Regions from separate parts of the Homo sapiens genome. Here region 1 is linked to region 2. The links are chromatin contacts, found by Hi-C or POLR2A ChIA-PET in ENCODE. All regions are on one chromosome and are shown on one strand. The core of a region is the stretch at or near the end of the contact, and the rest is flanking DNA. Distances in the headings are between cores, read along the strand shown. Region 1 overlaps BTG1-DT (BTG1 divergent transcript). Region 2 overlaps LINC02391 (long intergenic non-protein coding RNA 2391).

Evidence for each region. A loop is a pair of places that touch in the nucleus more often than their neighbours do. ChIA-PET counts read pairs that join two places held with the same protein, here RNA polymerase II (POLR2A). Pooled maps may share reads with other maps.
Region 1: a map of naive thymus-derived CD4-positive, alpha-beta T cell shows a loop between it and region 2 (1.9-fold over the local background). The contact joins two enhancer-like sites. A Hi-C loop is called at or near these places in 1 of 168 maps with a recorded cell type or tissue (naive thymus-derived CD4-positive, alpha-beta T cell) and 4 of 50 pooled maps. POLR2A ChIA-PET finds 5 or more read pairs at or near these places in 2 of 52 experiments (PC-3 and activated naive CD8-positive, alpha-beta T cell).

The regions. Positions count from the first base shown.
Region 1 is chr12:92,183,858-92,189,940 of GRCh38, reverse strand. BTG1-DT (BTG1 divergent transcript) reads right to left here. Exons shown (of 3, transcript NR_135036.1): 3 at 4,157-5,815. Among named protein-coding and RNA genes, the nearest start is that of BTG1-DT, 41 kb to the right of the region's middle. Within about 2 kb of position 4,665, at least 5 of the 41 ENCODE cell types and tissues checked have a DNase peak (open chromatin) inside an H3K27ac peak, as active enhancers do.
Region 2 is chr12:92,296,016-92,301,964 of GRCh38, reverse strand. All of the region lies in intron 2 of LINC02391 (long intergenic non-protein coding RNA 2391), which reads left to right. Among named protein-coding and RNA genes, the nearest start is that of LINC02391, 65 kb to the left of the region's middle. RefSeq lists enhancers at 3,814-3,863, 3,894-3,983. Within about 2 kb of position 3,889, at least 5 of the 41 ENCODE cell types and tissues checked have a DNase peak (open chromatin) inside an H3K27ac peak, as active enhancers do.

The DNA of each region.
Region 1 (6,083 bases), core at 3,416-5,915, 110 kb after region 2:
TACCATGCCCAAACAACATATGAGTTTTGAGGAGGCATAAACAGTCAGTAACAGGAGGTATAACTAAAAGATATAAAACTGATTCTGTGAACCACACATGCACACATAAAATACTTTAAGCCACATTTTGAACCTTTGAGAAGAGGACCATGGGTGAGATTATCGCCAATTTTGAGGCACTGAATCTGAATAATACCAATTAGAGAAACAAAGTATATATATACACATATACACAAAGTACACATATACACATATACACAAAGTACACATATAAGCCATATAAGCAGGGGTAGTTTCTGTATTTGGCATTATTGGTAAAGAAATCAATGATATTAAGATGCAAAAAAGACACTGGGAGGGTTAAACACCGATATAATTGGTCCTGAAGAGCCTTGTGAATTTAATTTGAGCATCTTGATGCCATAAGAACTGAGACGTCCTTGTTTTAAAAGGGTAAAATATTTATAAAATTATTTCATTTTAAACTTAAAACTATTCTGTTAAGCATGGCTTCAGATTTATTACCAAAATGACAGAAAATGAACGCATTTTTATTTTTGCTATGTTCTACCCAAATCAGCAAAAACAAAACAAAGATGCATTGTAATGTTGTTATATTGTGTTCCTTGCAGAAGAAGGATTGATGACCAACATAATCATCAGATAGTAAAACATGTGATGTAACCAAGAAGTGTTAGAGTTCTATTATCACAAAAAGGGGGACAAATCTGCCAAGTAGTTGAACACTACGGATGTTTACCAAAATCACAGTAAAATAAAATTGAATCACTGATAAATACAAAAAGCGAAAGTAATATATTAAAGGTGGTAGTGGTTTGGGAGGTGAAGGGGAAGAGAGAGAGGATGCAATAGAAACTTGGATTGAGAAGAACCAGAACCGGAGTGACTAAGTATAAAACTTTGCTCTGAGCACCCTAGAAGCCAAGGCAAGGAGGGACATTCAATGGATCATATAACTCTCTAGATCTAACAAAAGAAAGCTCCCGGTTTTGGTGGATGATATAGATACTTTCCTGACTCTGAACTCGGAGAATAATTTGTCGTTGAGAATTTAAAGGAGAGACACTGAACAACATAATGAGGTCCTGTGTTTTCAAAAAGCAAGTTTTCAAATGGATGTGTTTCACATTTTGCCTGATGAAAGCCAGGGACATAGCATTACACTCTTGCTCTGTAAAGTTAATTATTCAAAAGGCCAGAGTGACATAGTCCAAAGAAGTAACCTAAGGACAGTCTCAAAGGTGGAAAACCTGTGATGAACTACTGGCCATGCCACTTATTAGTGGAGCCACTTTAGCCACGTCCCCTTTCATTCTCTGAGCTTATGTTTTTTTAATTTTAAAGAAGGAGGGATAATATCTCCGTTTTCTAATTGTATGTGAGAATTGAATTAAATAACCTGTGAAAGTACCTTTAACTCTTTAGATATAAACATATGTATAGTATTTGCATAAGGAAAATGATACTCTAGAATCTTCTAGACAAAATCAGATCAAATTACATATATTTTATAATTAATTACATAAAGTGTTCAACTGATGAGTCATTCAATAGTGAAAGACTATGCTAAATTTTCATTGCAGCTCTAAATGAAAGGCTTTTTATTTCCCCTGTTTATTATTTTGCTTTTTAAATTTCTTGTGTTTCAAATAAATAAGGTGTCATCAACAAAAGAAATAGGTTTTTGTTTGGTTGGTTGTTTTTAGAGATGGGGTCTTGCTATGTTGCCCAGGGTGGCCTTGAACTCCTGGCCTCAATCAATCCTCCCACCTCAGCCTCCTGAGTAGCAGGTATTACAGGCATGAGCCACTGTGCCCAGCAAGAAATAGTTTTTTATTTGCTAAGGATTTTAAGGCAGTGTTTATAACACTGGAAAACCCCGTAGACATTATTATTACCAATGTGATCATTAATACTATCATCATTACTTCTCCCAACAGCTACAATTTATTGAGCGTTTACTATTGGCCATACATGAAATTAAATGCTTCTGTGTACATTAAAAATGCAACCCCTGGACTAGGAATGAGGACAAGGGCAGTTTTTATAACACCCCTCATGAGCAGTAAATTATCAGACTAGCCACTTATCTCTGACCCTAAGTTCCTCAGGTGTAGAATAGTATTATTACACATCTTAAAGGATTCCTTCTAGACTTCAAGATTCTATTAACTGCTTTGTCAGAGTCCACTTAATGGTGAAAAGGTTGCTTCTCATGTTTGTGATATATTATAGGCACTTTCACCATAGTTAGGAATTGATGATTTTCTTATGTTGTTCTCTTTGGTGGCTTAGTAAAAGCAGCACCATATTTTTTCTCCTATGAACCTGGTGGCATATTCTTTCATAAGCGAGAACATGTCATCTACAACTTGTGGAATTCTGTGGAATGTATTTCTCTAAAGAGAATATTAAGGCCCCAATAATTTTGTGTTACTGCCTAAAATTAGTGGGTGTTCATTGTGTTTCTAAGGGATATTCCATTGCTTAGTCAAGTTCCCCAGCAGTTCAGCAACTTTCATTAGTTAAGATCATAGTTAATATACCAAAATAGAATCTAACAGGGGTTTTCAGCTTTGGCCACACATGGCAGTCATTGGGAAGCTTCAAAAAATATCAGTGCATGAATCCTACCATTAGAGATTCAGATTTGATTGGTCCAGGGAGAAGCCTGGACACTGGGATTTTGTTTTTCTAACACTTTCCCAGGTGATCCTAATGTGAGGTCAAGATTGAGATTTACTGGCCCATCTGCCATTGTCAGTGAGGCAGAACATCGCATATTTGAAGATGAAAAGTGCCAATCAGAACCAGTTGGTGGATACACTACTGAAAAAACCAGCGTTAGAGGCCAGTAGGGTCCCAACCAACACCTAAAAGGCTGGTGAAACTGGCAGTATAGAAAATTGTAAGAAGGTTGTAAGAAGGCTTTTTTCAGTGTCTCTGTGTTATTTTGGGGCTTATCAACTGAGAAAAAGTAGAAATGAAAGGTATATCATCTTAATGAAAAAAGCCATTTGTGAGTCTTCTTTCTTTATCTATTTGTTCTGCTTTATAACGGTCAAAATCCAGAAGAGGCGCCTGCGAAAAGTGATATATATTCACCATATTCTCCTGCCCCTCACCCTCCTTTTGGGAGGCACCAAACTTCCCTTTCCGATTCGGAGGTCTTTTGGACATAGTTTATACTGTCATTGTATCTTTCAGGCTCTATTTAAATTGATAGAACCAAGAGACACAAGAAATCTTTACCAAAATGAGAAACCAACTTGAGGTAATCTTTTGGGAATTTCTTTGCTTTCTTATATAGCATCCAACACATGGCTCTGTTCTGGTATGTTTAGGAAATCGTGCCCATCCTGTCTCTTTGTTTGCTTTTTAAACCCGCTTTTTTGATTTCTTGCAAATTTTTCTGTCCAAAGCTAAATTGATTCTGCACAGCAAAGATAAACTCCAATCCAGAAACTGAAGAGAAACTGTTTATGTGGTTGAGGTGCATATTTATAGGATTCCTGATTCAGTGGTGAGACCTGGAGGAGCTGCACCGCAGCTGCTGGTCTATACAATGGCCCTTTTTCAGTTCTATGAAATGAGAGGTTTTCATCTCCTCCAGGAAGATTTTCAGGTCTGGTCCACAGATGGCTGACATTTGGGCCTTTTCTTAGATCTTCTTGTGACTTCTTAAATAAAATTTTGAGGTTAAATGTATAAATAATATGGAAGGAACTAAACGCTTGAGGTTAATGTTTGCAGGAAAAACCAGGGAGGGGACTTTTGCTAAAGGTGTTTTTTGAAATGCTGCTCAACTTCCTACTTGACACAGTAACCCAAGATAAGGGGTTTTCACCATTTTTTTTTCAATTTTTATAATTACCACAAAAACGTACCTTGTAATCTGAAGCAGAGAAACATTCAAATTTATCATAGTGTTATCCTATTTTTTTTGCTTACTTTTTCCACTGTATAAGATGATGAGAGAAAACTAAGATGTTTAGAAAATGAAAAGCATGGAAAAATAAATGACCTCCATGAAAGTATTTAGGGTTTTAAAAGAAGAAGGAGGAGGAGGATGAGGAGGAGGAGGAGGAGGAAGAAGGGGAGGAGAGGAAGAAATGCCACAACCACCATGTATTTTCACTATCTACTTGAAAATTTCAGCAATTTTCATCTTCATAGGATTTATTTTCCTAGTAGTAAGAATTCCTAGTATTTTGTTTTCTCATATCTCAGCCTTTATCACTATTAAATACTCTGTTAGTTGTGTTTGTGTATGTGTGACAAAGGAACTTAGAAATGTAGTAATATATTTTCTCATAATACAATTGCCTCTTGATTCTAAATTTGGATTTAATTAAACTATTCGATATATGTAAGAAGTTTTGATTGTAAATAATAGAAAAGAATTTTGGAGAATTTAGGCAAGCATTCAGATGTACTGCAGGGATATTTGGGCTATTTTACAGTGCCTAAGGACTGAAATATGTCAGTGTGTTAGGTTGCTTTTAAAACAGCTCTCAAAGATTTCTGCCTCCTGATACCCACACCTTGTGTCATTTCCTTCCCATGAGTAGAGGCTGGATGTAGTGGCTTCTAACAAGAAGAGAGCAGCAAAAGTCATAAGATTCTCCTCCAAGATTAGACCATGACTTCCTTCTTGGTGGCTTTTTCTCTTTTCACTCTGACAAAGGCAGATGCCATGCTGTGAGCTGAGAAGCTTATGTGACAAGAAACTGAGTGCAGCCTCTGGCCAACAGGTGGTGAGAAACTGAGGCTATTAGTGTAACAGTCTGCAGGAAACTGAATCCTACTGCAGCCATATGAGTGAACTTGGGAAAGGATCCTTCCCCATTTGAAATTTCAGATGAAACCACAACCTCAGTCAGGACTTTGACTGCAAACTCGTGGAAGACTCTGACACAGGGGATCCAACTACTCCCTGTCTAGATTCTCAGCCCACAGAAATTGTGGGATAATACATGCTGTTGTGTTAAGCCACTTAGTTTTGAGGTAATTTGGTATACAACAGCACATAAGTGATATAGTTAGCAAAAGTGTATGAGCCCTGAGGGTTGGCAGAGTGGAGGGAGGGGTGTAAAATGCTTTTACTGCTCCTTAATTTCCTTTCTCTCTGGGTGTCTGTCTCATTCATCTCTCTCATTACCAAGCCACTCTGCCTGATCCTCAGCATCCAAGTACACCAATAGCTGCCGCATTCACCTGCCTTTAGTTTCTGTCATTTGGAGGAAAATTAATGTCTTTTTAGGCACCTTTCCAAAACTATAATGGCAGGCATTGGATTGACTGATCTTGTGTCAGAGGCTGACCTCTAAACGAATCTGTATCCAGGTGGGAAACATGCAAGGGAGAGATTGTGAATGACTCTTCTTGGATCAAGTGCACTAACAGCAATTTCTGTGGTGATTATGGAAACTAAAAAATGTAGTTAGATTTGCAATTCATTTCACTATTTTTCTTACTTTGGCTTATCATTTATATAGCATGAATTACTAACGTGGTGAAACTAATATATACCATCACTCTAAAAAGTAAATAAAGAAAAATTTAAGGTCTGTAAAAAAAAACTTTTCACCTAGAAAGTGCATCATATGGGACTTGAGATTGGTACAAAGTACAGTCCAAGATGTAGAAAGTAAAAGCTTGACATTCTTGATTATTCAGGAAGGATATTATTTGACATTTGAGGCCAACTGAAGCTTCTTATGTCCGTCATATCACAAGTTCTTTGGGTCTCCACTTTCTGCCTATTGTCCAGCATATGTGGAAATATACAATTCTGGAAAAGGGGGATAAAACAACAAAAACAGAATCAATTGTTGTACCAGGGTGCTGAACATTTATCAAACTACAACTGTATAATTGTGACAAATAAGAAGGTCCCTTCAGAACTGCCTAAACGCAGAATACTGACTGTGATCAAACAATGTAGAAAAAACAGAGTGGATTTGCTGCTGGAATCCCAAACAGAACACATCGTAGAAACCTATATAATATTTTGGCTGCTAGACTTGCTTCATATATCCAAAGCATTTTGTAAAGATTAA
Region 2 (5,949 bases), core at 2,640-5,139:
ACACTTTAATCATCATGTAATAATTTGTGCTTCTGTGCTTTAATAGTCATAACTCTAAGGACTGAATGCTCAAATAATCATTGCAACAGAGAGAATTAATCAATCCAATGTTATTCAGATCCCAAAGTAACTCATTGTAGTAATTCTCACTTTTTTGAGTGGATCTTTAACTAAAAGATAAGGAAGTGAACATTTTTGGAGTTTTCTTACAATTATGGTGAATTAGTAACATTGGAACCTCAAAAGAAAGCAGTGATACAAATTTTGTGGACTCTTTTACCAAGTATACGCAATCTACAGAATGAGGGCAAATTTCCTATCTCCTCCAGAGCCTCACTATCATTTTTAGTAAAATTGGACTAGTTCCCCTGAGTGATCTCACTATATACTATACAGGATGATATATGTATAATTTAAAGAACTGAAAGAGGAGTAACATGATCAGGGTATAACCAAATATCCATAGTGTCACAATGCTATATAGCACATAGTACTCATTCCACCCTTTTAAACTTCTGCTTTTAAGTGTCACTTTTTGCAGTCAAAATGGCATTCATATTCATTTATATGAAATCTTTCCTTCTTAAATTACAATTTCATATTCATTTAACAAACATTTAATGAGTATGTACTATGTGCCTAGTGTTGTGTTGTAGAATGTGAAAAACAAAAATAAAATAAAAACAAGTAAAAGATGATTAACAATTTTATAAATGATTCAACATTTAAATTGCTCTTAAGATCACTATGTAAGTCAATAATTCTCATTATGAAAAATGTTATCATAGAGTATAAAGTATTTTGAGATCCCAGACCGAAGATACCATTTAGGCCCTTCGCATTCTCTGTTATATACAGTCTACACAGGCTTTTATCTTTACCCCTCCTCAAACTGTTCTTGTCAAAGTCAACAGTGGCTCCCATGCTGCTCAGTCTGGGTCATGTCTCTGTCCTTACCTTGCTCAATATGTTAGCAATACTTCCCAAAGTTGTTCATTTCCTCCTTCTTGAGACACTTTCTTCACTTAGCCCCTGAGAGGTCACTCTCACTTCACTTTCTATCTCACTAGTCACTCTTTATAAGTTTGTTGCTGTTGTTGTTAGCTCTTCATCTTCCCACTCTCAAAACATTTGAGTGCCCCAGAGCTCAGTCCCTGATCTCTTCTTTTCTCACTTCTCCCAAGTGATTCTCCAACCTCATTTCGTGTCTTTAAGTACCATCTATTTCAGGTAACTCCCAACTATTTACCTCTACCCATGACATTGCTACTGAACTCCAAAGCACTTACTTAACTACCTACTTAACATTTCCACTGAGAGGTCCAACATAACATCATTAAAAAAAAAATCTTCATTACTTCCACTCATCTGTTTCTTCTATAGTCTTCACCATCTCAATAAAGGAAAACTACATTTTCCTACTTAATCAGGTAAAAAATTTTGGCTCCTCCTTGGCTCCATACTTCCTTCACACTCTACTTTTCATCTCTGCCTTCAATATATATTCAGAATCTGACAACTCTTAGCCCCTCTGCTCTGATCACCCTGGACATCATTTGTCATGTGGATTAGTACAATAGCCTCTTATTAGGTCTCTCTGCTTTTACTCCTACCTTCCTAAAGTCTATTTCACATGGCTGCTAGGGTCATCCCAGTAACCAAGAAGGTAGATCATATCACTCTTCTTTCAATGGTTTCCAGTCTCATTAAGAATAAAAATCAAATTCTTTTACACGGCCTGAAAGGACATACAAAATTTTACCACATCTACCTCTTTGGTCTCAACTTCCATTCATTCCCTGGACTCCAACCCAACTGGCCTCCTTTCTCTTCTTCCAATATACCAAACATGTGCGCTTGCTTTTCTCTCTGCCTAGAATATTTTCCCTACCTGTCATATCCACATAGCTTGAACTCATGCTTTATGTTTATCTTTGCTCCCATATGGCCTCATCAAAGTGGCCTTTCCTAAGCACTCTAAAATAACACCTCTTTCTCTTTACTGTGCCTTTTTTCTTCCCCTCCTCCTCCTTCTCCTCTTCCTCCCCCTCCTCCTCCTCCTCCTCCTTCTTCCTCTTCTTTTTTTGAAACAGGGTCTCTTTCTATCTCCCAGGCTGGAGCGCAGTCTCGTGATCTCAGCTCACTGCAATCTCCAACTCCCAGGCTCAAGCCATCCTCCTACCTCAGCTCTTCAACTAGCTGGGACCACAGGCACACACCACCATGCCCAGCTAATTTTTCTATTAGGTTGGTGCAAAAGCAGTTGCGGTTTTTGCCACTACCTTTAATATTTTTAGTAGAGACAGAGTTTCTGCATGTTGCCCAGGTTAGTCACCAACTCCTGGGCTCAAGTGATCTACCCACTATGGCCTCCCAAAGTGCTAAGATTACAGGCATGAGCCACTATGCCCAGCCACTGTTTTTGTAAATAAAGTTTTATTGAAACATAGCCATGCTCATTTGTGCATATATTGTCTATGACTGCTTTTGTCTACAACAGCAGAGTTGAGTAGGTATGACAGAGACTACATGAGCTAGAGGCCCAAAATATTTACTATTTGGCTCTCTCTTTGCAGAAAAAAAATTGTCAGTCCTCGGGCCAGAGGGTAGAATGCATGGCAAGGATAGGGAGAAGATTAAAGGGGAGATGAGGGCAAGCTGGAAGGGATTTATGTGAGTTTAGATTTCATATGTAGGTCTAGAGAGAATGAGGCAATGGGTGCTTTTAGGCAAGGAAGTTCCTGAAAGGTACGATCTACGTCTAATATAATTTGTGCATAAAAACTGCTATGATATTTAAGCCAGTCCTTCTAGTGGCAGCTTTTGCAAGAATTCAAGCCTTAATGTCACTGCCATGTCTGGGATTAGCTCTTGAAATGGGAACCAAAAGATAGTGAAAATCCACTTACTTCCCGCCTCCCCCAAGCTAGACGTTGGTTTGGAAATGATCTATCTCCTGTGGTGAGTCTAGTGCAGATTGATCCAATAGTGTCCATTATAGCCTCTAAATATCTGGCCTGGGCTGACCTCAAGAATCCCAGAAACATGGATTGGTTCCAAGGTCACCCAGAAACTCGTTGGTCTTGCTTTAAGAAACTACAGAAATTTGAAAAAACTCTGGAATCATTTCTATATAGGATGACAAACAAAACTCAAGTGTTAGTGGTATGACATTATAGCCTCTAAATATCTGGCCCGGGCTGATCTCAAGAGTCCCAGAAACATAGATTGGTTCTAAGGTCACCCAGACACTTGTTGGTCTTGCTTTAAGAAGCTCCAGAAATTTGAAAAAACTCTGGAATCATTTCTATATAGGATGACAAACAAAACTCAAGTGTTAGCGGTGTGACAACTCATCAGATCTTTTCCGAGTTCTCTAAACCATGTGGATCAGTTTAGACTTTGCCACTGGGTGAGGTCAAAAGATTGCTGATCCATCTTGCTTTCACTGAGATTGGATTTCACAATAAAGCAGCCTTTCCCCTGGTGTCTTTGGCTCTCAGGATTTTGATTCCGTCCAGACCCTAAGTAAAGGGCAGGAGAAAATTTTGAAAGAAAAAGAAAGAGAGCGGGAACAAATGTGTTCTGAATTTCACATAACAAAGTGGAGCTCTGGGTTGTGGTTGAGCTTGGGAGCAGATGCCCTCATCCCTCTTCCCTCTGAGAATGCAGTGGGGAAATATCTGGGCTGCTCCAGTGAAGCTGTGGCATTTGGGTTTAATCTGATAGACCTGAATGTGCCTACTCTGAATCCAGACGAGGTTTTGGCCTGATGTTTTTGCCCAAACCTCAAGTGAGTATAAGCAAAGGAAGCCAAGTTCCCCACTTGTATCTACTGACTCATTCTACTAGAAGTCCGTTGCCCTTGTAACAGTTCGTGTTGTTTATTGGCTTCTGCCTTAAAAAATTTAAAATATAGTTGAACTGAAAGTTGATAGGTTATCATTTGAAGGAGGAAGTGGAAAGTTCCAAAACAGACAACAAAAGAAGCAAAACTTTGATTTTCACTGTGGCTGTTAGGACCCGCCCTTCCTCCTGAATTTTCAGCAGATGAGAGGGATTTTTTGTTTGTTTGTTCAATTTAATGCTTCAATTTTCAGGAAGGAGCCAGATGAAGCTTCTTAGGCATTATCTGCCTGGGACGTGATGAATTAATTGCAGGCCTCATTTTGTAGCAGTCGGTATCAATGGATGGGGTGCTAGTTCAGCCCTTTTGAAAGTATGTAGCAGACGGAGGTGGCTCCAATAATTACATTAAGACCGTGGATACACACTTGCCTTAGGGATTTGGAGTTGCGCTTAATCAAATCTGGATTTGACATTTCACAGCCCACATCAAGGATTTCTACAAAGGAACAGCAGAGCATTGCCAGCTCCTGCTCTTACTTAGCATCTCCTCCTGAGTAACTGAACAGTCCTTGTGCTAATCTTATTGATGCTTTGGCTGCATTTCTGCCCTGCTGCACAGCACTCAGCTTCTGTAGACCATCTTTTCTTTCATCTTTTTCTCAGTGAAAAAGTGTTTATTAAGTGTCCATCATGTGCCAGGGCCCTGGGTTAGGATCTGGGGTAGGGTAGATAGGGTGGTGAAAAAGGCTGGATTCTGAGCTCCTGCATTCGTAAAAGGTTACACCTAAGGCCAGAAGCAGTGGCTCATGCCTGTAATCCCAGCCCAGGCAGGTGGATCTCTTGAGCCAAGGAGTTCGAGACCAGCCTGGGCAACATGGCAAAACCCTATCTCTACAAAAAATACAAAAATTAGCTGGGCATGGTGATATGTACCTGTAGTCCCAGCTACTCGGGAGGCTGTGGGGAGATCACTTTAGCTGTGATTATGCCACTGCACTCCAGCCTGGGTAACAGAATGAGACCCTGTCTCAATTTTTTTGTTTGTTTGTTTGAAAAGGTTACACATAGCAGGAGTTACAGAAGGCTAACCCGTGGCTCAAAAGCAATGAACTGTTTTTCAGTTCATTACCTACCACGTGCCAGATAGAGGTAATACAAGGAAGAGTAATAGATGATGCCTGCCCTTGAGGAGTTTAAAGTTCAATGGGGTGGTTTCCAAACTTTAGTAACCCCAGAGGTCCCAGGGATGCCTATTTAAAATGAGGACAAGGAACACGGGAGGCGGAGGTTGCAGTGAGCCAAGATCGCACCATTGCACTCCAGCCTGGATGACAACAGCCAAACTCCGTCTCAAAAATAAATAAATAAATAAATAAATAAATAGTAAAAATAAAATGAGGATGAAGACTTTGCATTTTTATAGGCAGGTATTTCTGAAGTAATTGTTCTTTGGATCATATTTTGAGAAATACTGATAAAAGTATAAGTAATATAAACAAACAGTTGCTTAAATAGCCCCTGTCACAGTAAAGGCGCAAAGGTAGAAGAGCTCAGTTCTCCTTGGGAGGCCATAGAAGGCTTCCAAGATGAAGATCTAGATCAGATCTTGTAGAATGATATACAGTTTAATAGGTAGACAATACCACAGGTAAAGCAGTCAAGGGAGAGAAAGAATTCCAGGCAGAGAAGAGAGCAGGCACAAGACACCAAGGTGGAGAGAATGCACCTATTTAGGTGCCCTGTGAGTACAGAGCGGAGGTACAGGGGAGTTAGGTGATTAAATTTGCATTTTAGGTAGATCATTCAGATGGCAATGGGGTATTTGGTAGGAGACAAACAGGATAGGGGGCAGGGAAAATTTAGGAGTTTCTCGATTAGTGTTGTTAATTGTAAAAATAATAGGTTTGTTGTCAGGATAAATATGCAAAATATTCATTGGTTGTAGGGACATCTATGTATTGAGCTTCTACTGTGAGTTCAGTATTCAGCTGGGGAGAACCACATGTGAATAGATAATTAGAAAGTGATCATGACAATGATAGACATCCACACAGGGTATTTGTGTGGAAACCCAGCCCCAGGAAGAGCTGGAATCACAGA